Regions from separate parts of the Mus musculus genome. Here region 1 is linked to region 2. A link is a loop called in an ENCODE intact Hi-C map of the cell type or tissue named here. Cell type or tissue: left cerebral cortex. All regions are shown on one strand. Each heading gives the region's core, and the rest is flanking DNA. Links, peaks and the distances in the headings are about the cores only. Region 1 overlaps Cadps (Ca2+-dependent secretion activator). Region 2 overlaps Cadps (Ca2+-dependent secretion activator).

Region 1 (11,619 bases), core at 2,027-10,026, 130 kb before region 2:
ATGGCCAGGGGCAATGGTAATGATTTATATGAACTCAAAACTTCAACAGCCCACATTATTAAGACAAAGGATTTGTGTGAGTGGAGGCATAATTTAGAGCAGGCTTTTATTTTATTTTATTTTATTTTATTTTTCAGTCTCTGCACTGTGGACTTTACAGGGTAACTTTGTATTGTGGGGTGAAGCTGGGCTGTAGGTAACACAGATGTTTAGTTGCATCTTTGACCTATAACTTCTGGCCATACCAAATCATTACATTCCCAAACTCCAAGGTGAGATAGGAGAAAATGTCTCTGAAGAACTAACTCATACCATAAGAAAATGCTTATTTAGACTTCCCAAAAGAAGATGCCTTTAAGAGCAAGAATTTCTCCATCTCAGAATGACTTCCTAGGTCAAAGATATATTTTCTCAACCTAAAGAAGGGAGATTTCCCTAAAGGGAGATTTAGAGAATTTCAATAGAAAACAATACATGAGTTTAACTTTGATGATCTTCCATTTATTGTGTGCAGGTGTGTTCATGCATGTGAACTTGACACAATGTGTGTGTCTGTGTGTGTGTTTCTCCTTCTGCTATGTGAGATGTGAGGATTGGACTCAGGCAACAGTTACCTTTATCAGTTGAGCCATCTCACAGGTTTTTGACTTTGCTGATTTTACATATTATTTGTTCTTTTTTTTTTTTCAATGGGTTTTTGGAGATGAGATGTATTCAGTTGGTTGGGTGCTTGTCAAGAGATGGAAGCTGTGTTTAAGGTCATCATCAGCTTCATGATGAATTCAAAGCCAGTCTGAGCTATATGAGATCCTATTTAATTTTTTTTTTGTCTGTATGAAGTTAATGAGAGGGGTCTTTCTCTTTCATGGTTGGCACATACATTTGGTAATTAATAATAACCCTGTCTTGGATCAGACCTACAATTTTGTTGGCATGACTGGCTTTAGTCCAAGCATAGTCACAGTAAAACTTCTGCCAAAGGCAGGCAAGGCAAATCAAGATGGCGAGCGACACCGCCCTTGAAGGAGATTGACATGGGAATCTTCCTGCTGTGGGTGAACCCGCAGATTCCACTAACTGGACTCTGAGTCAACTTGGCAGGGGTTTAGCAGAACAGTTGGCCAAGAAGCATTCTCGTCTGAACTGGGAATTTGGTGTGAATGAAGAATGTGAGTTGAAACTTCTTTTTGGAGTTTTAGGCATGGGAAAATGTCCAGAATGCTACCTGATAGAAATAGCCATTTTTGTTTGTTTTTAATTTTTTCTTTTGAGATAGGATTTTACTGTGTAGCCCTGGCTACCCTGGAACTCATTCTGTAGACCATGCTGGTCTTGAACTCAAAGAGATCCACCTGCCTCATCCCCCTGAGTGCTGGCATTAAAGGTGCGTGCCACTGCCCGGCCATTTTTCTTTTCTTTTCTTTCTTTCCCTTTCCTTTCCTAGACAAGGTCCCTATATAACTTCAAAATGGAAAGAGAAACCATTGGGTAAAAGCATTTTGGCGACTTAACATACTTCCTCAGTGACTTCTCCTGGCTACTGACAAGACTATTCTAGAGGAAGCAAGCGAGAGAAGGAACACAGAGTCCAAACTCTCTCACAAGCTCTCCCTAGCATGGCTCTAAGTCCCTCAAGTGGAGTGTTTCTTGTAGCACAGCACGGACAGTTGAAATAACTTCTGGTGGACAATGGGCTTGGTGAGTAAGGATTCTGATGAGAAATCAGCTCATCATTGTTGTCATCACCAAAGCATCCTCGTAAACTCATGTGAGATCGTGGGGATGCAGAGGGAAGGTTGACCTTCCTCTAAGAGGTTATCCTGTATGACCTCTTTCCTTCCAGATCAGTGGCTCACAAACAGTAGTGATTTATTTTGCCCTGCCGGTGGAAATGTAGTCCTACCTGGAGACATTTGTTTTCACAGTTTGGGGGATGGCGATTGCTGCTAGCATCTCAAGCAGAAATCACCAATGTGACTTCATCCTTTAAAATATAGAATAGTTCCCACAACAAAGAATTACATAGCTCAAAATGTCAATATGATCAAGTATGAGAAACTTCATTCTAAATAATGTCTTAGAAACTGAAGAATGTAACCTGTTCAAGTGAAATTTTGTTATCATCAATATTTTTGAAAGGTGGAATGGAACATATCAGAGCCAATACATGCAATAATGGTAAATATTGGTTTAAAAGCTGTGTGTACGTGTGTATGTATGTGAGTATGTATGTATGCGTGTGTGTGCATTTGTACATACATATGTGTATGTGTGTATGTGCATGTGAGTATGTGTATTGTGTGTGAGTGTGTCCTAATGGTGCTTAAACTGAACTGCAGTTACGTTGGTTTTTTTTTTTAAGATCTATTTATTTGTGTATGTGAGTACACTGTAGCTGTCTTCACTCATAGCAGAAGACGGTATTGGATCCCATTACAGATGGTTGTGAGCCACCATGTAGTTGCTGGGAATTGAACTCAGGACCTCTGGAAGAGCAGTCAGTGCTTTTAACCTCTGAGACATCTCTCTAGCCCCCATTTGTTCTTTTTTAAAAATTATTTCTTAATGTGTATGTAAGATTCATGCATGCTAGTTGAGTATTCTATCACTGATATTAGTTTTACTTCTTCCAAGTAAGTTTGGAAATCACTGGGTTTGCTTAGTATCTTTTGAACTTTGGTTTATATTTGAAATGCCAGAGGATCCTGGTTGAGTGCAGCTAAGTCTAAGGCTAATACCATGCAGCTTCTACAATATCTCATTGATGATATGCTGGGGACCACTGACTATAGTCGGAGTGCCAGGAACTTGGAGATAATATTTTATAACCTATCATTAAGGACAAAATTAGAGAGTGGTATGGTGGTTCATATCTGTGGCAGAGACAGAAGAATTGCTGCAACTTAGAGGCCAGCCTGGTCTATGTAAGTTTCTGCTAGGGTAACACCAAACAACCCGCCCCACCCCAAAACCCCAAAGAATAACAAAATGCAGCAAGCTTTGAGTAAAAACTCTGGCTTAGGGCCTAGTAGTTGAAACCTTGAAAAAGTAGCCTTAGCCTTTATGGAGCAGAGACAGAAATAGTTTACTGGTTAATCAATGAGAAATATTAACAGTATATCTTATCTACTCTAACAGAATGTGATGATATTTGTTCCACAGAATGTACCTTGGATATTCCATGTGTTTGTGTGTGCATGTGTATGAACATGTGTGTGTGTGTGTGTGTGTGTGTGTGTGTGTGTGTATGTACATGCACAGTTGTGCATGAGTAACATGCTTAGGAATGTAACTTCCAGCTTCCATGGCACTAGTCTGCCATAAGAAAATTAGAGAAACCTTTTCTAAGACTCAAAAGTATTGTGCAGGTCAGGTTAACACGGATACTGTGACCCTAATGTAACAGAGAAATCATTCTAACTTCTTAGGATGATTAATAGAACATTCTCCTCTGGAAAAGAAAACAAATTAACTGTCTTTACCAAATGTCTCCTGGAATAGAGAAAGCTGTTCTCATAAAGACAATCAGTTAAACCCTTGGTAGCACACGGGCTCCAGAGAAAAAGAAAGGTTGGTTTTATAGAAGATTTATTTGCCCTAGAGTAAGCAAGATTTATTTAAATGGATGGATAGCCTTGGAAGGAAGTAGCTGGACCTAGAAAACCTATTTCAAGATATGTTACTGCAGTGTAAATCTGTCAGTGTGCTAGCAAGGAAAAAAAAAACCACTCAATTCCCCTTGAAGAGAGATCTCCCATTTTATATAATTAATCTGAATCTAGAAATGGTCTCCTATCTTTTCTTTGTCCAAGCCTGCTTAAACCTCAAGCCACCCAGCACAGAGAAAAGAATGCCCATGTCCAGGTGGGATAGAAATGTGCCTGTGAGGCTGGGCTGTAGGTAGTGGTAAAGTACTTGCCTCACACATACAAGGCTCTGGGCACCATCCCCAGAACAAAAAATAAATAACTTTCTATAGCTAAGATTCCAATTTCAAAGGAATTAATAACTATTATTTTATGTTATTGTCTATTGTGGAGGTCCCAGAGTAAGAGGTGACTTATATTTGCATAGCAATTAATTGCAACAGGAAACTAGAGGCATCAAAACATCCTCCAATCTTCTCCTTTCACCCCCATCTTAGTAAAGCTTACTTCTATCATCTTAAAAAAAAAATCTACCAGCAGAAGCTTATTCCATTGGCTAAAGACCTGGCCCAGACTACACACATGGCAAGAAGGGAAGTGAATACAACCAAATCTGTGCAAAGCACAAGTCCATAACGGGAGGTAAGCTCCAAGCCACTGAGTCTTTGGGTGGCTGGGAGGGTAGATAATTTGAAGATGAGCTGGATTGGTTTATAATTTAAATATGTGTAGTTAGTATTCTTTTTAAGCAATTATAACTCATTTCCTTTAAAGATAGAATGCATATGTCACGTTCTGTTTTTTGTATAGCACATATTACATGCATAGTCACACATTTACCTGTTGTATGTCTCTGTGTAACAGGAAAAATTAATTCCTAAGGAGAGAGGCATGTATAAAAACTCTCTTCTCATTCCTTCTCCTCTGCCTACTCCTGTATCCTTTCTGTCTCTTCTAAGTCCTGTCTCAGATCAAAATTTTAATACCAGAATTTATTTTGGGGCTCAAAGCCCCAAGTAGTGAAAGAATCAACTGTGTACCCTTCCTTGACTGGGCGGTTAGTCGACTTTCCAGTTTGTACATATATAGTCCCCTAGAGATGGAAGCGATAAGGTTACAGTTCAATTTAAATATGATCTGAAAGTATAAAAAAGTACAGCATCAGACTGACACAGACACTTCATTTTAGGTTGATAACATCAGCAACAACCTGAGAATTAACTCAGAAGTCTTCCTAATGGTATATATGTGCACATGTATGTCAAATTTGCCAAGCCCATGCTTCAGTCAAGCAGTCACAATAACTTAAGAAATACCGGAACACAGGGCAGGAAGGGGACTCACATGCTTGCTATTATGCAAGTGAGCTCAACCCCAGAAGCCACATGAAAAGGCTACGTATGCTGTTACTGATTTGTGTGATTCCAATAGTGGGGAGGGAAAAGGGGTGAGGATAACGGAGGCTCAAGGCTCACTGGCTAACAGTCTGGCTGAGCTGGAGAGCTGCAGGGTCAGCAGAGACCACATCTTAAAGAGTAAGAGGTGAGCCATTGTGGAAGATATCAAATACTGACCCGTGGTCTCTACACATGTGCACATACACATGCTGATCCCCTCCGCACAGATTCATTCATCCAGGCCAGGTGTAAGTATGTGTCCCATAAAACAGCCCTGTTCTCCTTACCTGGCTGACTTGGAAGGTGGCCTTTGCAGTTCTCTTTCAGTTTGCCTACCCTGCACCCCCACTTTGAAAACTAGCTTCAGAGATTCTCCTTATATGCAGAGAACAGCTTTTAAAAAAACCTGGTTTCTGCTAAGTTACTAATTATGCTTAAAAGAACTACTTGGTTGAATTCAGCTTGATTTTTTTCTTCTCAACAAATGAGTTCTATGTTTAGATGGTAATAAACCCCTCGAGTCTGCAAAGCAATTGGCACGGTGGTCCCTCTACCAAGTCAGGAGCGTGGAAAGAGGGCCAGTGCTAGCTGAGAGGAAATGTATGTGACATCACACCCTTGCCCACACATGTTGCTTGGCATGGGACCCTGGTTCTCACAAACTTCTTACAAAGAGTATTAGGGGACAAGTGGGAAGGTCTGAATACAGACAGCATATTAGGTGAACACTTATTGGCATGGAACTCAGAGACTGTCAACTGAAACAGCAATTCTTGCTTACTTCTTTTGGAAAAACACACACAATGAATCTAATTAGGAAAAAATTAAAAGAATAAATATCCAGTTCACCATTCTTGGGTTTTGGGAACATGACATCTCAATGTTCTTAGTTTTGCTTGGCTGTGTTTCCAAAATGTTTACAGTATACACATCGTGTATTCTAACAATTAGTTCTAACAATTAGGAGTTATCTATTACCCCTCTTTCTCAGGTCCCTGTTAAAACAACCTTCCTGGAGGCCGAGTTCTGTTTTTCTAATTGGCCACAGGTTTGTCAGGGCTTGATGCCAGCTCATTTCTGAATCACCTGAGTGAACAAGATTTGCCAGATGGTGCTCCCGACACAATGATAAAGTTTGCTCCAGGTTGGGGATGCAACTCAGCGGTAGGGCACTTGCCCAATGCGTACAAGGCTCTAGTTCAAAGGCTGGCATCCACCAGAAGTTGAATTTTAAACTATTACAAGTCTGTTTGTTTACCCAGGGGTGGGGGTGGGGGCAAAGGGTGGAGTTTGGGGTGGGAATAGGGGTTGAGGGTAAGGGGACCTGACAGACTAGGCTGAGCTTAGAGAAGCAACTAGAGGCTTCTATTCCATTCTGGCTTAATTCTAACTATCATTCTTAACACTGCTCTGGCTGCTTCTGAAATATGTTTTAGCAAAAGTAAGAGAAAACCAGGCTACCAAACAAGGAGGAATATAAGCAAGCTTGAGGTTACCACCTTAAGCACCAGAGAGGTGCTCACAGTCCTCAGAACAGGTATGGAGTTTCATTTAGCAAGACAAACCAGTCTTGAAAGGGCTTTCGTTCCAGTGTTAAGATGAGAATAAGGAGGGAGGTAGCTAACACTTACCGGATGAGTCCTTAGTTGCCGATGCTGCGCCTGGCGGTGACATCTCACTCTCCTAACAACGAAATGCCCGAAATGCCCCGAGGAAGGTCCTCTTATTATCATCCCTGTTACCTAGATGAATCAGCCAAGGCTCCAAGAGATTAAAAACCTCTAATGTCATGCAGATCTGATCTGATGGTCTAGGAGCAGTGCCTGTCATCATCACATTGGAAGTCCAGATACTGGGTATTCAAGGCGGCTACTGCTAAAGCAGAGAGAACTCAGGCTCCCAGGGTTTAGGATGGCACACTCTGTCCTGGAGACCTGCTCACCTTTCCCTGCTGCCTGCTTTCAGAGCAGCTCCCTCACCTGGAAGTTGGTGGCCTACCTTACAGATTTAGTAACACAACGTTCTCCTTGGATCCCATCTTCAGTCCTTACTTCCTGCAGCGGCGTGGTTCCTATTTTGATTGACATACATTCACGCACCAGGCCCTTATAATTTAATACGGCTATTAAAACAAGGTCATCAGTAGATTCGTATATAAAGCCAGGAAGCATATTTTAATAGGCAGAGGGTTCATGTTTCAAATTACCGTTTTAGAGGAAAATATTCACACCCAATTATTGTGCTGCCACGTAAAGTGAACAAATACTCGATTTGAAAATGGAACAGCAAATGGGAATCTGTGCAAGGCGGAGAATGCCAGGCGGCAGAGCCCCTGAATCTGTCCACACTGCCTGATTAAGCTCGCACAAGGCTGTGTGATAAGGGGCCTTTTCCTGATCTGATAACTGCCAGGGAGAAGCCAAATGCAGAGTCTATCTGTAAATGCTTAATCCTCCAGAAGGCAGATTAAGTGTATAATTGACCTAGATAATCCATGTATCATCTCTAGTCAAATGTTCCTGGGTCTGGTTCACAGTGACACGGGGCCGGCAGGAGAAAGCTGGAGCGGATGCGGCATTACCAGCAGCGTGGACTCCGGCCAAGTTTGAGATGGCTTTTTAATCATTCATCTTTGAGCCTGCGAGGTTTAAGCAGATGAATTCACCCTAAGCACATCTCTTTTAATCCCGATTTTCTTCTCAGTCTGTATCTTCAAGAAGTACAAGGAGGAAAGAAAATAAATTAATTTTTGCTTAGACCTTGAAATCTTAGGTGCTTCTCTTGATCTGATGTCTAATTTCAGAAAGCACCTTTCTTTCTTTCTCTCTCTCTCCCTTCCTTCCTTCTCTTCCTTCCTTCTCTCTCTTTCTTTCTTCCTTTCTTTCTTCCTTTCTCCCTTTCTTCCTTTCTCTCTCTCTCTCTCTCTCTCTCTCTCTCTCTCTCTCTCTCGCCTTTGTTTTGTTTTGTTTTGTTTTGTTTTGAGGGAGATGCTGAACTAATCACCAAAGGCGGAGGAAAGGCAAGCTATTACTCCAGCCTGAGCATCCTCCCTTAGCTGCTACTTTCAGAACACAAAGCTTATTGTGATCTCTGCTTTTTATTTTCTTTATAAAGCATCGATAATTGACAAGGAGGCAAAGCTTCCTCTCGAATCTTAGACTAATGCAATTTTCCTCTAAAAATTTAGCTCCTCTGAAATGATTTTAATCCACTGCTACACTTATTATGATATTCACTTCATTTAAATGTCTGAATATTTTGTGTCTAAATATTAAAATCTTATTTTTCAGCAAGTGAAAACAGTATAATTGTGCTTCATTCTTTTTCCCTGAAAAATAAAAAAAGCAGATAAGAATGTTTGTTTGGCATCTAAAAGTACCATGGGGAATGGTCCTGGGATTCGTCTTCATCAGACTATTATTTTAAATTGATGAAGTCAGTCTTAAAGATATATTATTGAATATATAATGTTGGTACTTTATAGAAAGAATATATAAAGCAACTATGTTACTAAACAGGGAAACTTTCACTGGAAAAAAAATCTGTTTAGGCAGTACTATATCTAAATGCATTTCTCCAAAATCCTACAGAATGCTTGATTTTTTAAAATGGTAGAGATTAATGTGGAAAGTCTGCTCTTAAGTTATATAATAAAGTAAATACACAATTCAGAGCATCACACACAGAGCCCGCACTGCTGCTCTGACAATCTCCCACAAACCCCCGCTCCCAGCCAAAATACAGCGATGAAGCAGAGGAGAAAAAAAGAACAAGCCCAGCTCAGAAATCACCGGCAAGCAACCTTGTTACAACATCAAACAAGCCAATACATGACCAGCTAGAATTCCAAATTTTTCTCACAAACATATATCAAAAGCCATCCAGCCTTCCTGCAAGGGTGCACAAAGTAATAGGGAGGGTGGAAAAAGATACCAAAGAACAAGATCTCAGGGGATTTATCAGGTAAACAAAGCTAAGACTGGAAACACGGAAACACACAACAAGGAGTCTCAGAACATGCTTCTCAAGTGACAGATGCCAGCAGGAAGAGAACCGGAGAGACACGGCAGTCAGAACCAACAACCCCCAAACCGCAAACAATCTCAGAGATCTATATTTTTTCATCATTCAAAATGCTAATTTGCTATTATTCATTTCTGCCATTTATCAAAATGCAACAATTTGGAAGAGAAATATCTCAGATCAACAAGTATTTCTCAATAGTTTTCTGCCAATTGTTTAGGAAGCCATCCCAGGACCCTATCATTAGAGAGCGGGGTAGAGAGCGTTAGTTCACTGTAATAAGAACTGTGGACTGGCAGCTTTCATGAGACCCCTTTTGCTTCGATATTCCCGTTACCAGTTCATCTCACTGGACACAAGAGTTTAACAGAGCATGTATGCAAAGGAGTAAACACCATGCTTGAGGAAACAGAAGCCGAAAATAATCAAACATGTTGGTAATCTGATGATTTGCCGCTAGATTATAGAAAAACAGTAAGTACTGAATTAAATTACCGAAGCTGCATGGTAATGAAGCTTTGGAGAAGCTCTGGGTTTTTAAATGACAAATGTTTTAAATCCATGACAGATTCAATAACTTTTTTTTTTTTTTTTTGTATCACAGTTAGGTTGCTTAGCACCGATAGAATCCGTAAATTAGGGGACCTGGTTATTTGGAGAATAAGGAAGTAAATGGCCAAGAAATTCAAGTCTGAATAAGCTTTTAAAAGAGTGATTTTTTTTTCTCTATATAAGGTTAGGGTGAAATGCATAGAAGAGTTATCATGGTTAGAGTGGCAAAATCATCCACTCAGAGGAGGAGAGTAAAGATTGTATTGGGAAAAGAAAATTGGGGCAATCTGAAATTAAACTCTGTATGTGTAATGTGTGCGTGTGTGTGGTTTCTCAGAGATTTACTGCTGCCATAGATGCTGGCTCAGTGGACTATTACTACTTGTGAATTTTTGAAAACCACTACCTCCCCACCACAAACACCCCAAAACAGAACTTGCTTCTGCAAAGTATATTAGGAATATTTCTTTTAATTATCGGTTCACACTAAAGCCCAGAGGGCTGGAATGTGCTTGTGTTCTCCTAGTTAGGAAGTCCATTTTCCCCATCTGTGCCAGATAAGGCTCCCTTTTAACTTCCAAGTGAAGATTTGATTGCAATTCCCATACAAAGAGCCACTCAAAAGACCATTTGCCTCACAGCCTTCGGCAGGAATACCTTCAAACAAAAATTCCTCCTTGTATTTATACTTTTAAAAAAGTAGTAGAAAGGTGGATCATTTGTCAGTGAAGAGCCAGGCTAAATCAGAGAGTAAGCTTCAGATTCTGTACTAGATGTTTTAAAGTTTCAGGGATCATAGGTTATTTGCACACAAATTCATAGAGGAATACACACACACACACACACACACACACACACACACACACACACACCATAAAGCTGAATACCAGAAGATACCATCAAAGAAAAACAGAAAACCAAGGCAACCTAGGCATTGAAAAGAGCCACCCACAAGCTTCTTGAAAATTTGTAGTTTGGACTTGGATTCAGTGGAGATGGGCAGAGTCTACACGTCTAGGCATAGACCTGAGGGTGCTGCTGCAGCTGTTTTCAATGCCTATTGGATGGGCAACAGTTCCCCCAGACTAACTGGGCTCAGGCCTTTGCTAGAGGCACGCATGCAGAGAGGGGGAGGCCCCACTGGTGAACTTTTTGCATGTATGAGGGGAGGCCCCACTGGTGAGTTTTATGCATGTATGAGGCATTCTCGGTGGATGTGGGCCATGCTAGAAGATGTACACAGGAAGATTATTTGATTCTAATTCATGCCACTTGATATAATGTGATAAAACATTTGACATGAGAGATAAGTTCCATTTTCATCTGAGAGAGGACAAGTGGGAATTAAAAAGTAAGAGGGGTTTTATCAAAGGAAGGTGCGACAGGGAGAGAGGGGTATAGGGCATGGAACAGAGGAGAGGAGAGAAGAGAAGAGAAGAGAAGAGAAGAGAAGAGAAGAGAAGAGAAGAGAAGAGAAGAGAAGAGAAGAGAAGAGGAGACAGAAAGAAGCCTTTTGAGCACACCAGGAAAGTCAATGAGCTGGAAGACAAAGCATAGAAATTCAGAATCAGAGAGCGGTGCCAACAATGAGCTCATTTAGCTACGGGACAAAAACATACAAAACGCAGCGTCAATTGGTGAACACAGTTACGGGAAAAATACAGAAACAAGGGTTCCACACTTGAGCAAGACAGTAATGTTCCGGCTGGCATTACAACGACGAAAGCCTGGACAGGAGGGCCCACGTTTCAGGGGGAGGAAGTAGACGAGGACGAGGACGTCATCTCCAGTGCACTCTGGCCAGGTCTTTGCAGGTAGATTTGGGGGAACCTAGAAGCAATGTACCTGGCTACATGAGGTAACTCTATCTGCAATGGCTTCAGATGGGCAGACAGTTTGAGATCGATGCCTTTTGATCTCAGTGGCTTACTTTGCAGTGGCAATAAGTCTTCCTGAGAGCTACTTCTGTGGGTGCAAGGAAGCCTGCATTTTCTGTGTTT
Region 2 (11,619 bases), core at 2,016-10,015:
GAGACCATCAATTCCCTGCAGCTGGAGTTACAATTGGTTGTGAGCCACTCATGTGGGTGCTGTCCCTCTGCAAGAGCAGCAGGGCCTTAAGTTAGGACAATCTCTCCAGCCCTGGCTACTTCTTTACAAAGAGGACCCAGTGATTTAGCATCAAAACAGCTTTAAGAAGAGATTTCTGGTGGCTTTCATTCTGAGGAGATATTTAAGTTGGTTTCTCATAACTTGTATAAAATGGATGCTCTAGCAAGGATAGTGCACACTTAACTTGAATGACACAAAAAGAAGGAAAATTTAGAAGTGGAGGAAGAGCTTTGAAGAATGCCTCAGTGAGCATCAAGGAGACAAGATGAAGAGTGAGTCAACAGATCATGTGCCTATGCTCACACAAACCTTGGAGATGTGCCACCTTGCTGCAATCAGTAGACACCAAGGACAGTCTCACGTGAGAGGTACTCCCCACTGCCTTAAGCCTTGCATCCAGTTACACCTTTCCTTAAGGTAAAAAAAAAAAAAAAAAAAAAAAAAAATAGGCTATGATGGTGCTGAGCCCACCAACTTTATAAAGCCTGCATAAGATTAAGAGGAGGACAGTGAAGACAGACTCTTTTGTCTTTTTTGACTAATAGACTCACTGTCCAAGAGCATCCCCTGATCTCTGAAGACATGACTATGTTGTTATTAATTTGTTTACACCTCCATAGATAAAGTTGGGCAAGTGCATAGTATACAGGCGCTCCACCCAATGCTTAGGAGAGTATGAAAATTTTGCCCCCACCTCTTTCTGGCTCCTTAGTAAGAACCAGAAATTTTTAACAATCAAATGCAGAGCTTAGAGGCTGGGGCATTAACTCAGTGGCTGAATGTTTGCCATATAAGACCCTAGTGTCCATCTCCAAGATCACAAGAAAGAAAAAAGAATCTGAGTTAGGACAATAGAAAATATTAAATATCCATTTTCAATTAAAAGTCACTTGGGAAATAAATGGGACAGGAAAAGTCAGAGAGAAGCAACTGCTTGTTACCTTCAAGACCACAGTCAATTAACTTTTTATTTACAATTCTCAGGAAGAAATTAAATCTCATCAGATCAACGTGGAAATAATAAATCAAGCTTTAAGAATATAAATGCAGAGACGGAACACTGGCTCGGTGGTTAAAAGCTCTTGATGCTCTTGTAGAGGACCTAGGTTCAGTTCTCAGCACTAAGTGCTCAGCACAGCAAATCACAACCACATCTAACCCTAGTTCCAGGGGATCTGAAACCCTCTTCTTACCTCTGTGAGTACTACAGCATGTGCTATACTTAACATACATGCAGGCAAATCACTCATAAACAGAAGGTGAAAATAAGCATAAACTTTAAAATGAGAATATTCAGGTGTTATTCCTGTATGTGGAATAGAACTCCCTGCCTCCATCTTCCTGCCATGGAAACCCTGATTTAATCTGTAAAGTCCATGGGTAGCTTTGCTGTGATTGTTCAGTGACAAGTGCAAGAGGGTGACATGGGTTGGTCCCAGGGTCTTATTCCATTGACAGATAGCCTGAGACCTCTCCAATCTGTTTCTTAATTTGAAAAAACAGAATGACATTTCTGATCCCGCTTGCTTGTGGGATTGTGACAAGGGTCCAGTGTAATCACACAGAAGAGAGAGAGTTGGCACTGACTTGGCAGGAGTTCCTGACATACAATAGCATTGGTGGGCATACAAAAGAGGGAGAGGGCATTGGCTCAGCAGGAATCCCAGGTATAGAATGGCCTTGGTTTATTTTGTCATATTGATCTTCTGGCCTCTGTCTCTAAGATATACATCTTAGGTACAACTGTTTTCCTTTGTAAAAAGAAACCCTAAGTGAGAAAAAAGAAACTTGAGAGAAATACAAACCACCTCACAGTGTCCCAATTGCTGGCTTTTAGTGCAGAATCCTGTCATTCTGACATGTTGCATAGAATGTTCATTTTGAACTCCTTCCTGTTCATTAGGAAAACTTCTGGGCAAAATTTGAATTCAGATCTCACGAACTCAGTGCCGTACAGTGGGTACTCTGGCAGGATGTAGTTACAAACAGAAATTGGAAAGAGTCTGACTTGCTTGAATCCCCTCAGGGCCAGGATTTAGGGAGGACAGATGACCCTAGGAAGGCAGGGACCAGGTCTTCTTTGTCGTACCTTTTTGGGTTAATACCCTATAATGCCCCATCTTCTCTCAAATTCTGCTTCCCCCCTCCCTCCTGTGTATTTTGTTGCACGTGGAAGAGCAATATGGGAGTTGAAAAAAAGGTTTTGGGCCAAATGATGCAGTGTGGTTGGAAAAGCCTAGTGCAGATTTGGCATAAAAATGAACTCCGGGAGAGGGCTGCTGGTGCTCGTTGTTCATTAATATGCTGAAATGATTTCGCACCCCCCACCCATTCTGAAGGTTCTTTGAAACTGATTTCTATTCAGTTTTCTGGGGAAAAAATAAAATGGGTATGGGGAGAGGTGTGAGGGGGCAGGATGTAGAATGTATGCAATGTAGAACTTACAAGAAATACCACCACTTGCAAGGCGCTCTTCGCTACTTAAGCCCAGGCGCATCAACGTTTCAATTCAGAGAGAGGCATCTTGTAAGGAATACAGTGGATAGGGTAGCACAAGTTTCTTTCTCTAGTTCCACCAGCTAACCTTGTGTAGTTTTGGACTCTGTCTAGGGGACAAGCGTGCTGGGAGGCAGCTTCTCTTGGACACCAAAACAATGACACACACTGAGGCTGAAGTCATGGCTTAGAGGCTGAAGAGTTGCCTCTGCTGGTAAAGTGCTTACCACGAAAGAGCGAGGGTCTCATTTCCAGCACCCATATAACAGTCGGGCTTATACCTGTCAGTCTACTGCTGGAGGGGGCAGAGACTTTGGCATTTGATAGTCATCACTCCAGCCTAGCCAATCACTGAGCTCCTGGTTCAATTATGAGAGCAATGGAATACACCTGATTCCAACTTGTGGTCTCCACATGCAACTCCATATGTATACACACACACACACACACACACACACACACACACACACACACACACACACCATAGTCCCATACAAATGCAGTTCCCTGGTAGGTATACAAGTATATATTCTTTCTTATGGATATCCTCAGCAGCGTATTGTAGAGTACATCATTGATGTCCCAGGTGCATAAATGACAAAGTATGTGTTTTCTTTTTGGCTTTGAACCAGAGACTCTCTGGTGTAACAGGTTATTGCCTAGCATAAACCATCTTGCTAACACGAGCTTGTCTTTTGTCAGTGCGTGGCCAAGGCAGAGGTGGGTACCTGGCTGAGGGTCGGTGTAATCCACGGTGTAGCCGTCCAGCTGTAGGAGTTCCTGAGGCTCTGCCTTCTTTTCTCGATAGCTGCACATGGCAAAAGTGTACTGGCTGACCTGCAGGACAGAAAATCAGACTGTGAGACTGTCCCACCAAGACTCATGCCCCCTTGGAAACCATCTACATTTAACTGAAGCCCCAGTTGCTCCATGGTCTCATTCACACTGGATATAGTATCTGACAGTGGCCCATGAGGTTAGAGTGGGTTCATGTGCAGAATGGAAGTAAGAATTTGTCCCTGTCAGTTAGTAGGTGATTAGGAACAGTCAGCTGTTTCTATCTTTATGGTTGTTTGACTTGTATTTTTGTCTAGTGTATGCATTTCATGTGGGTGCCCATGTAAACCTGTGCATGTGGCAGAGGTGAGGGTATATTTACATGAATGTGAACCTGTGTTTGAAGGCTAGAGGTTAGTTTCAGGTGACGTTCATCCACCCTGTTGTTTGAGACAGTGCTTCTCATCAGCCTGTAAATCACAGCTGCGCTGGCTGGCCAGCAAGTCCCTTTTGATGTGGTTTCTGGGCTGTCTCTCCAGCCTCCTATCTACTATTTTGAGACAGGTCTCCTTATGTCTCAGGTTGGCCTTGATTTTCTGATTCTCCTCCCCAATATTGTGGGTTCTGGGGTTACACTGTGCACTAGCTCAGCCCACATTGCTGTTCTTAACACCAACTGGGTTAAACACACACATTGCCACACTTTTGTGATACAAGGCTGACTGAATGGCAACAGTTCTACACGTGTTACCCAATATAATCTTGGCCAGCAGTTAGAGAACAAAAATTCTTTTCTTTGCAGTTGTTTAAAAGGCTTGGAAGATGACTTGGTGGGTAAGACACTAAGCAAGCACGAGGACCCGTGTTCACTTCCCTAGAACTCACATAAAGCCAAAATGGGTAGTGCAAATCTGCAATCACCATGCCCCATGGAGAGAAGAGAAGCAGAGATGGGAGATGCCCAGAAGCCCACAGGCTGGCCAAACTTCCATACACAGTGAAGAGCAACAAAAGATCCTGCCTCCAAACATGGTGGTAATCAAAGACTGACGCCCAAGGTTGGGTTTTAACCTGCTCTGTGGCATTTATGCACTTGAACTCACACAAAGCTATATCCCCCCCCCCCACATTCACATATAACAAGCTGTACTTGAACTCACACAAAGATATGGTCTCCTCTCATACACTTGAATTCACACAAAGCTATGCCCCCCCCCAACCTTGCATTCACATACAACAAGCGCTGCTTTTGTCAGTGTTGAGCTTCTCGTTTTGTTTTCTGGCTACTTGCTGCTATTGAGGGGGCACTTGCAGTGACTTGGTAGAGTCCCCCCTCCATCTTAGACAAGTGCCACAGTGACATGCTGTCACAAGCAATGAGCACTCGACTGCTAGGTGCCAGTCATAGCCAGGCAGCCCCAAGCCCCGATGGCATGGCCGTTGTCACTGGTGCCCTACATGGCAGCCCTCACTTTACTGATATTGGCATTCCATGGCAGTGCAGGGTGGTGCTCCAAGCTGCAGGCCTGCCTTCAGGACCCTGTTGTCACTGTGTATGCAGAACTGGCGACGATGCTTCCCTTTTCTACATCTGGCCTATTGGCAAGGAGCCTGTAGCAAAACAGGCCTACCCCCAGCTTCCAGCCAAGCTCACAGGCACATTTACCGTCATCCACGTATGTCAAATGCCTCGGTGAAGGACTGCCACATCCTTCACCCCTTACTTTCCTTTATTGAAAGAGACAATTCTAAGACTTTGAACCCAGCCAGGGACAGCTGTAGTCTCCTCCACAGTGAGACTGGTCTCTTTTTAAGGGCAAGTACGAGAAACTGGTGCTTTCAGGCTCTACAATAGGTTTCGCTGTCCCGCGTCCTGAAGGTTCAGAGTAAGAGGCAAGAGCGCATTCACGTGGCTGGTTTGTCTGCTGCTGCCCTCTGTTGGTTTCTCATGAGAATTTTCCTGCCCAGTTTGGGATTCTGAAGAATGCACTGTCTCACAGGCTAGACCAGAAGGAGAACTTTGATAAGAGAACACCATCTAGTTTCTTATAACAAGCAGAGCACCCAAGACTTCCCCTTCTCCTACAATGGATGTCGGAGTGCAAATGGGAGTGGTCATAGAAGCTGGGTTCCTGGCCAGGTCCAGTAAACTGTCATCTTCCAACCTCAAAGTTCTCGTCTGTGTTGTGCTCCCTTCCTCCTCCTCTCCCCTCATCCCTGTGCATCAGCTTGTTACTGGGTAGTTACTGAGGTACCCACATCATGTGAGAGGCCCATACAGCAATCACTCTATTGGTGTGCGTAACTAAGTAGTCCCTGTGCATCTGGCTCCATCATTCAGCTCAAAGAGGACTTCCCTGTAGGTGACCAGTCCTTTGAAGGAGTACTTTTGTTCTATTTACAGTTTCACAAGCAATAGGCATTTGTTAAATGAGTCTGACACATGGGGGACATATGTTTAATCCATGACACCCTTCTCCATGATTTACAGTGTCTCTCCACATATAGTACCAGGCCATTCCAACCTGTGGCTGATCCTACCCACAAAAAAAATCCTCCATGATGCCCTCACCACAAAACAATGACAGGAGACACTGCTAGATCTCTACTCTGGTGATTTGGATTAGTTCTTTCACCTGGCAACAGCAGACAGGGTAGAGTTTGTCAGTGAGGTCAGCCAGAAAGGCGCCAATATGCACTTGAGGTCCACATAAATACAACAGCCAAAGCATGTGATACTGAGAGGCATGCTTCTACTACTACTGAGCCCTTCACTTTTTTCTTCCCTGTTTTAGTGGCTTCCTCTCTGCAGTGCTGTCTGCTGCTGCCCTCTTCTGGAATTACTGATGACATGCCCTGCAGGCTGAGGCTGTGTGACTTGGTTAAAAAAAGAAACAAAATAAAATAAAACAACTCCCACCTCCCCACCCCACCCCCAAGCCCCCAAACCAAAGCAACAGCAACAGCAGCAGCAGCAGCAACAACAACAACAACAACAACAACAACAATAACAACAACAACACAAACTAGACAAACCTGAGTTGGCTCACTGGGAGTGTTTTTTCTTTAAGATCTGACAATTTACTTTAGGATTCAGAAGAGGGGAGAGTATCCTTGGAGTATTATCCTGAGTTATAGATGCATCTTAGTTTTCCCAGAATGCTTGGAGGTCACCAAGGAGCTGACAGAGATTTGGGAACTTTCCATTTTTAAAGCTGTCACATCTTATTAATAGAAAGCTATTCCCAGTGAAATGCAGGTTTCCCCCTAAACTGCCAATGTGTTCATTTTGACAAGTTTTGGGACTGGACTCAAGTTCTTGCACACTTTAGGCACGTGTTCTCCACGTGCTCCAGAGCCTGAGAGGTGATTTTTGAAGTCAGAGAGTACAAGCAATGCAGAGTAGAGGTTTAATAGTCACGAGTGATGGGCACAGGGCTTGCAGCATCCTGGTTTATGCCAAGCAGTGGCCCTCTGGGTAGAAGTGAGGATTGGCTCCTGGGATTCCCTAGGCTTTGATCAAAGTTTGATTTTACAGGTGACCAGACTTTTGCTACTTTAGCTCATTTTCTGCCGTTTTTAAAATAGAAAGGGGCTTATTTTTTTTTTATGTTATTACTTTTTTTTTCCATTTTTATTAGGTATTTAACTCATTTACATTTCCAATGCTATACCAAAAGTCCCCCATATCCACCCACCCCCACTCCCCTGCCCACCCACTCCCCCTTTTTGGCCCTGGTATTCCCCTGTACTGGGGCATATAAAGTTTGCAAGTCCAATGGGCCTCTCTAGAAAGGGGCTTATAATGGAGAGGGCAGCAGTTACCAACATCTCTGTGTGTATTGGGTCAGGGAAAAGTCCAAATAGGTAAGTTCTTTGAAATCAGACGAGTGAATCAGAGCCTTAGTTGAGAGGGCTGAAGTCTGAGTGCTCATCAGTAGAGCATGATAGTACAAGCTTAGGTACAGGACGCTTGTCTGATCCCCATAATTGAAAGCAAAGGTATAAGACAAAGCAAAACAAATCACGGTATTGGGTGTGGTGTTATACAACCTTAATCTCAACACTTGAGAGGCAGAAGCAAGAAGACCACCAGTTAAAAGGCAGACTATATGTGTGTGTGTGTGTGTGTGTGTGTGTGTGCATATATTCAGTAAGAGCCTGTGTGTATGGAGAGAGAGAGAGAGAGAGAGAGAGAGAGAGACAGAGAGAGACAGAGAGAGACAGAGAGACAGAGAGAGAGGATACAGAGATACAGAGATACAGAGCCTCTTAAAAAAACCCAAAAACTATTTGATCAATCAATCAAACAAACAAACAAGCAAACAAAAACAGACAATGAAGAGGGTAATCACTAGAGAGCCAGTTTGGCTGTTTCCTGTCATTTGTAATCAGAATGTAACTCTATGTACATCCTTCAGAACTGTGTGGAAACATTCTTACCACTTACATGTCTTACAACTCATTTTTTAAATAACAGTGAATCTGGATGGGTTGTTAAAATACTGCTTGACAAGTCATTTTATCTATGAATGCTATTTATCCTATTCAGCTTTAGTATCTGTTCTGAAAGCTGGAATAATGAGAAATTTCAGTCATGATGCCTGTAGGAAACCAGAAACAGAGAGTGTGGGTTTAGGGAACATACACTTCATGAATGAAAAGTAGATGAATCCTAGGAACTTTTGTGTGCATAAACTTCTCTGCGTATCAGACCCACCTAGGTGCTCAGTTGGATGAGACAGATGCAGCCTGAAGACCTGTGCTGAACTTCATAGTTAGCTGCTCATCAGTCACCATCTTTAATTTTTAAATTAATTTTATTTATGTGTATGTCCGTGAACCACATGGTTGTAGAGGCCAGAAGAGAGTATCAGTTCCCTGGAGCTGAAGTTACAACTGGGTGTGAACCACCAGATGGTTTCTGGGAATGAAACCTGGGTCTTCTCAAGACCACTGGACAACCTCTCTAGCTCCATCATGCTCTGTCTTTGAACAGGTCACATAAGCACACTGAGCCTCAGTTTTCCCTAATGTTAAATTTGGAGAAAATCTATATTCACTGTAGTATAGATATCTGCAAAGACCAATTTCTCAAGCACTTTGTGAACTTCACAGAACCATAGAAATATGCTATTATTAGCATTTTAGGGGACATTTAAAATACAATTTAGCAGTGCTGACATTGGGCTGAAATACTTTGAAGAAGTGGGAAACCAAACACCTCCCTTTTAAAAGTTGAAATAGTTTTCATATTGGAGAATAACAATACACTTTTTCAGACAGGTTCACGAGGTTCAAGGTTGGCCTTGAACTTGCTGCTTAGCCAAGACTGACCCTTAACTTCTGATCCTTCTGCCCCCACCTCCCAGGAATCCGTTAGAGTAGTTTGTTCATGATGTGTTGGGGGAGAGACTCCAAAGCCTCGTGCATGTTAGAGTTTGACTATACCAACTGAGCTATCCTCCCACCTCCAAGAAAATCAACTTTAAGACATGAATGGAGAAGAGATGAGACTTTATTATCTGGAATGGGCACACATTTCCCTTTGACTCTGCATTCGTATACCCAGGTCAGGGATTCTGACTACTGAATAGAGCTCAGTGTGGTCAGTCATAGTGATGAAGGCACATGTAGTCTTTGCCATGCTCCCACAGACTGACAGTGAGTCCCAAGGAACTCCCTGACCTAGGATGTCAAAGACCCCTGTCATTTCTGGGTTATAGGCTACAGCTAAACTTATAGGGCATGCATAGGGATTTCAGGGACCAGGGCTGAGGAGGCCTTGGTGTGCTGTTTGCATATAATTACCCAGTTAATTCCTTTGATCCTTGGTTCCATGAACAATAGGAACAGGCAGTCTATGGTCAATGCCATGAGACCAAGGCAGTACACTAGAGGCTTAGTGCTGGCTTCCCCATCACTGTGATAAAGGAGCTGACATGTCACCTTCAGAGGTTAGACTGGTAAGGGATGAAAGGTCTGATCTCAATGAGCCAGAGGCTTGATTAGTGTGTGGGTGTGCTACCAAAAAAGGCAGGCAGCACCTCTTAATCATGAGAAGCCTCTTGGCATCCTGCAATGCATCTCTCCTGCTCTCTAGGAATGCCACAGAGCCTCAGACAGCCTGTGCCCTTTTATGTTTTTTTCCAAAGTCAGTATACAGCTTTCTTTTTTAAAGCTATGGTGTGATTCTCATCTCCTCTTAAAGGAAGTCTGTGTGTGAAGGCCCCAAAACATCTGTGTTCCAGTTGCACAGCCCAGAAAAAGCCATTCTCTTCTTTTGGGTTCAGTACACAGCATGCAGAGACAGTTTCTCTTACATTTTTTCCAAATCTCCCCCTTCCCTGCCCACCCAGTTTCTTTCCCTAAAGCTTCTTTTTCTAAAGAGAGAGGCCAGCTACTTGTATGAGTGTGTATACGTGTGTGTGCACACACATGTGAACAGATGTGTACTATGTTCACACGTGAACCTGGAAGCCATTATTCTCCACTTTAGTTTTGGACATAAGGTCCTTTATAGAAACTGAAAAGGGATAATTCATTCAGACTGGCTATCCAGTGAGCCCCAGAGAACTTCCCATCTCTGCTTCCTTGACACTGGGATTTATAGCAGTGTCAATTATTTTAATTAATTTTTATATTAGTTCTAGGAATCAAATGCTTGAATGTCAAGCACTTTGCTGAAGGAATATTCTCTTAGCCTGAGATCAGCTGCTTCTAAACATCCTTTCATTTTCATCTTCACACTCATTCTCAGAGAAAAGCTACGTGTTGAGTGAAGAACTCTTGGGTGCTCAGAATGCAGAGGGACCCCATGTCCTGCCAAGAGAATGTTTGCTTACTCTGCTGGGAAGATGTCATCAACTACTGCCTAGACCCCGTGATCTGACTTCCTCAGAACCACGTGTCATTGCCAGGAATGGTTCCTCTCTTCCTTTATCTTCCCGCAGTTGTTGAAGGCATTTGTGGACACTTGGAAGGTGTGAGTGTGGTGTGGGCAACACAGAAGCACCTTAGGATGGATTGGAATGAATTTAGCCCCAAAGCAGTGAAAAAGCATCAAGGGTATACTTGAATATAGTTGTAGGCTTGACAAGTGTTGCCAGAAACTCCTGCAGTTACTTAGAACCAAGCGGGAGCTGCCACACAGTGAGAGTCAGTGCAGGCATGGCTCCAAAGAGAGGTGAAATAGCTCAGGAAGCACGATTACAAGGTGCCTCACTTTGAGATGTATTTCAGAGAGCACTGCAGTGAACATTTTGAAGATTGAGTTATGGCTTCTGTGCCCTGGTGGAGACTGTGTGTCAGATAGAGTTAAGGCAAATTTAATGGCCAACTGAAAAAAGTTGAAGCTCAAACCAACAGCAAAAGGGGTTGGAGAAGTGTTTTGAGGACATTTATTATAAGTCTGTAGGGAAATTTTTAGATGCATCTAGGAGAGTGAAGATATTATTTTAAACATTAGCAACACATTATTGGTCTCTGTGTTTGACTCTACTTCTGTGTATACATCTGTGTATCTACGGATTTTTTTTTTTTTTTTTTTTTGTGGTACTGTCAGCAATAGTCTAACTGTTGAAACCCAGAAGTCCATTGCAAAGGGAAGGTTTTACAGGTATGGGAGGAAGAGACCTCTGTGTGGTTCTGTGAGTTTATAATCTGGAAAGCAGCATGGAACTCAATGCTCAGGCTTCGTGGCCTCCATATGCCGTACCTCAGATCAAAAGCATGCATTCATACTGCCGAATCTGTAATACAGATAGCTCTTGAGACTGATGACAGAGTTGAAAAGTTACCTGCACCAACACAAAGAACCTCTTCTTCCACCTCTTCCACACATTCTTACCAATGGTCCATAAGTACCTGCAGGGAAAAGGAAGACCAGGGCTGCATTAGTGCCTGACTAATATGCCTGATGCACTTTACCATACTCCCCAGGAAACCTAGCCCTCATCTACCAAGAGGCTGCAACACACCCAGATAGTGTGAGGGGACGCCCCAGGCTCTAGACTTTCTCCTCTCAACATTCACAGCTCGTCCCACATTGACACAGCCTATGATACAATTGCTATTTTCTTTCAATTGTCTATGACATCATGAATCAAATCATTTTGAAAGAAACTTTATAACATGGGTTTGATATACTCATTACACAGAACACACTAAAATACATAATAATCCATGCTTGTGTGGAACACTGAAATGAAATTACTCATTTTATGAATACATTTGTGGCAGGCTTAGTCTATGGGGCAAAGACTA

Evidence for each region. A loop is a pair of places that touch in the nucleus more often than their neighbours do. Peaks named below come from ENCODE experiments on the same cell type or tissue, not always from the same donor. Only the 100,000 strongest peaks of a DNase experiment are listed, where the experiment ranks them.
Region 1: it touches region 2 in a loop (3-fold over the local background); 10 of 42 quality-filtered maps call a loop at or near these places.

What each region holds. Positions count from the first base shown.
Region 1 is chr14:12,399,274-12,410,892 of GRCm38, forward strand. The region is part of intron 29 of Cadps (Ca2+-dependent secretion activator); the gene reads right to left. Among named protein-coding and RNA genes, the nearest start is that of Fezf2, 59 kb to the left of the region's middle. In left cerebral cortex, for the core only: no CTCF peak of the experiment used is centred there; DNase peaks (open chromatin) are centred at 5,650, 7,572 and 8,789; H3K27ac peaks cover 1,028 bases.
Region 2 is chr14:12,525,168-12,536,786 of GRCm38, forward strand. It overlaps Cadps (Ca2+-dependent secretion activator), which reads right to left. Exons shown (of 31, transcript NM_001042617.1): 9 at 11,154-11,220; 10 at 3,306-3,414. Among named protein-coding and RNA genes, the nearest start is that of Fezf2, 190 kb to the left of the region's middle. In left cerebral cortex, for the core only: CTCF peaks have their summits at 5,292 (motif pointing left) and 6,183 (motif pointing left); DNase peaks (open chromatin) are centred at 2,485, 5,272, 6,172 and 9,484.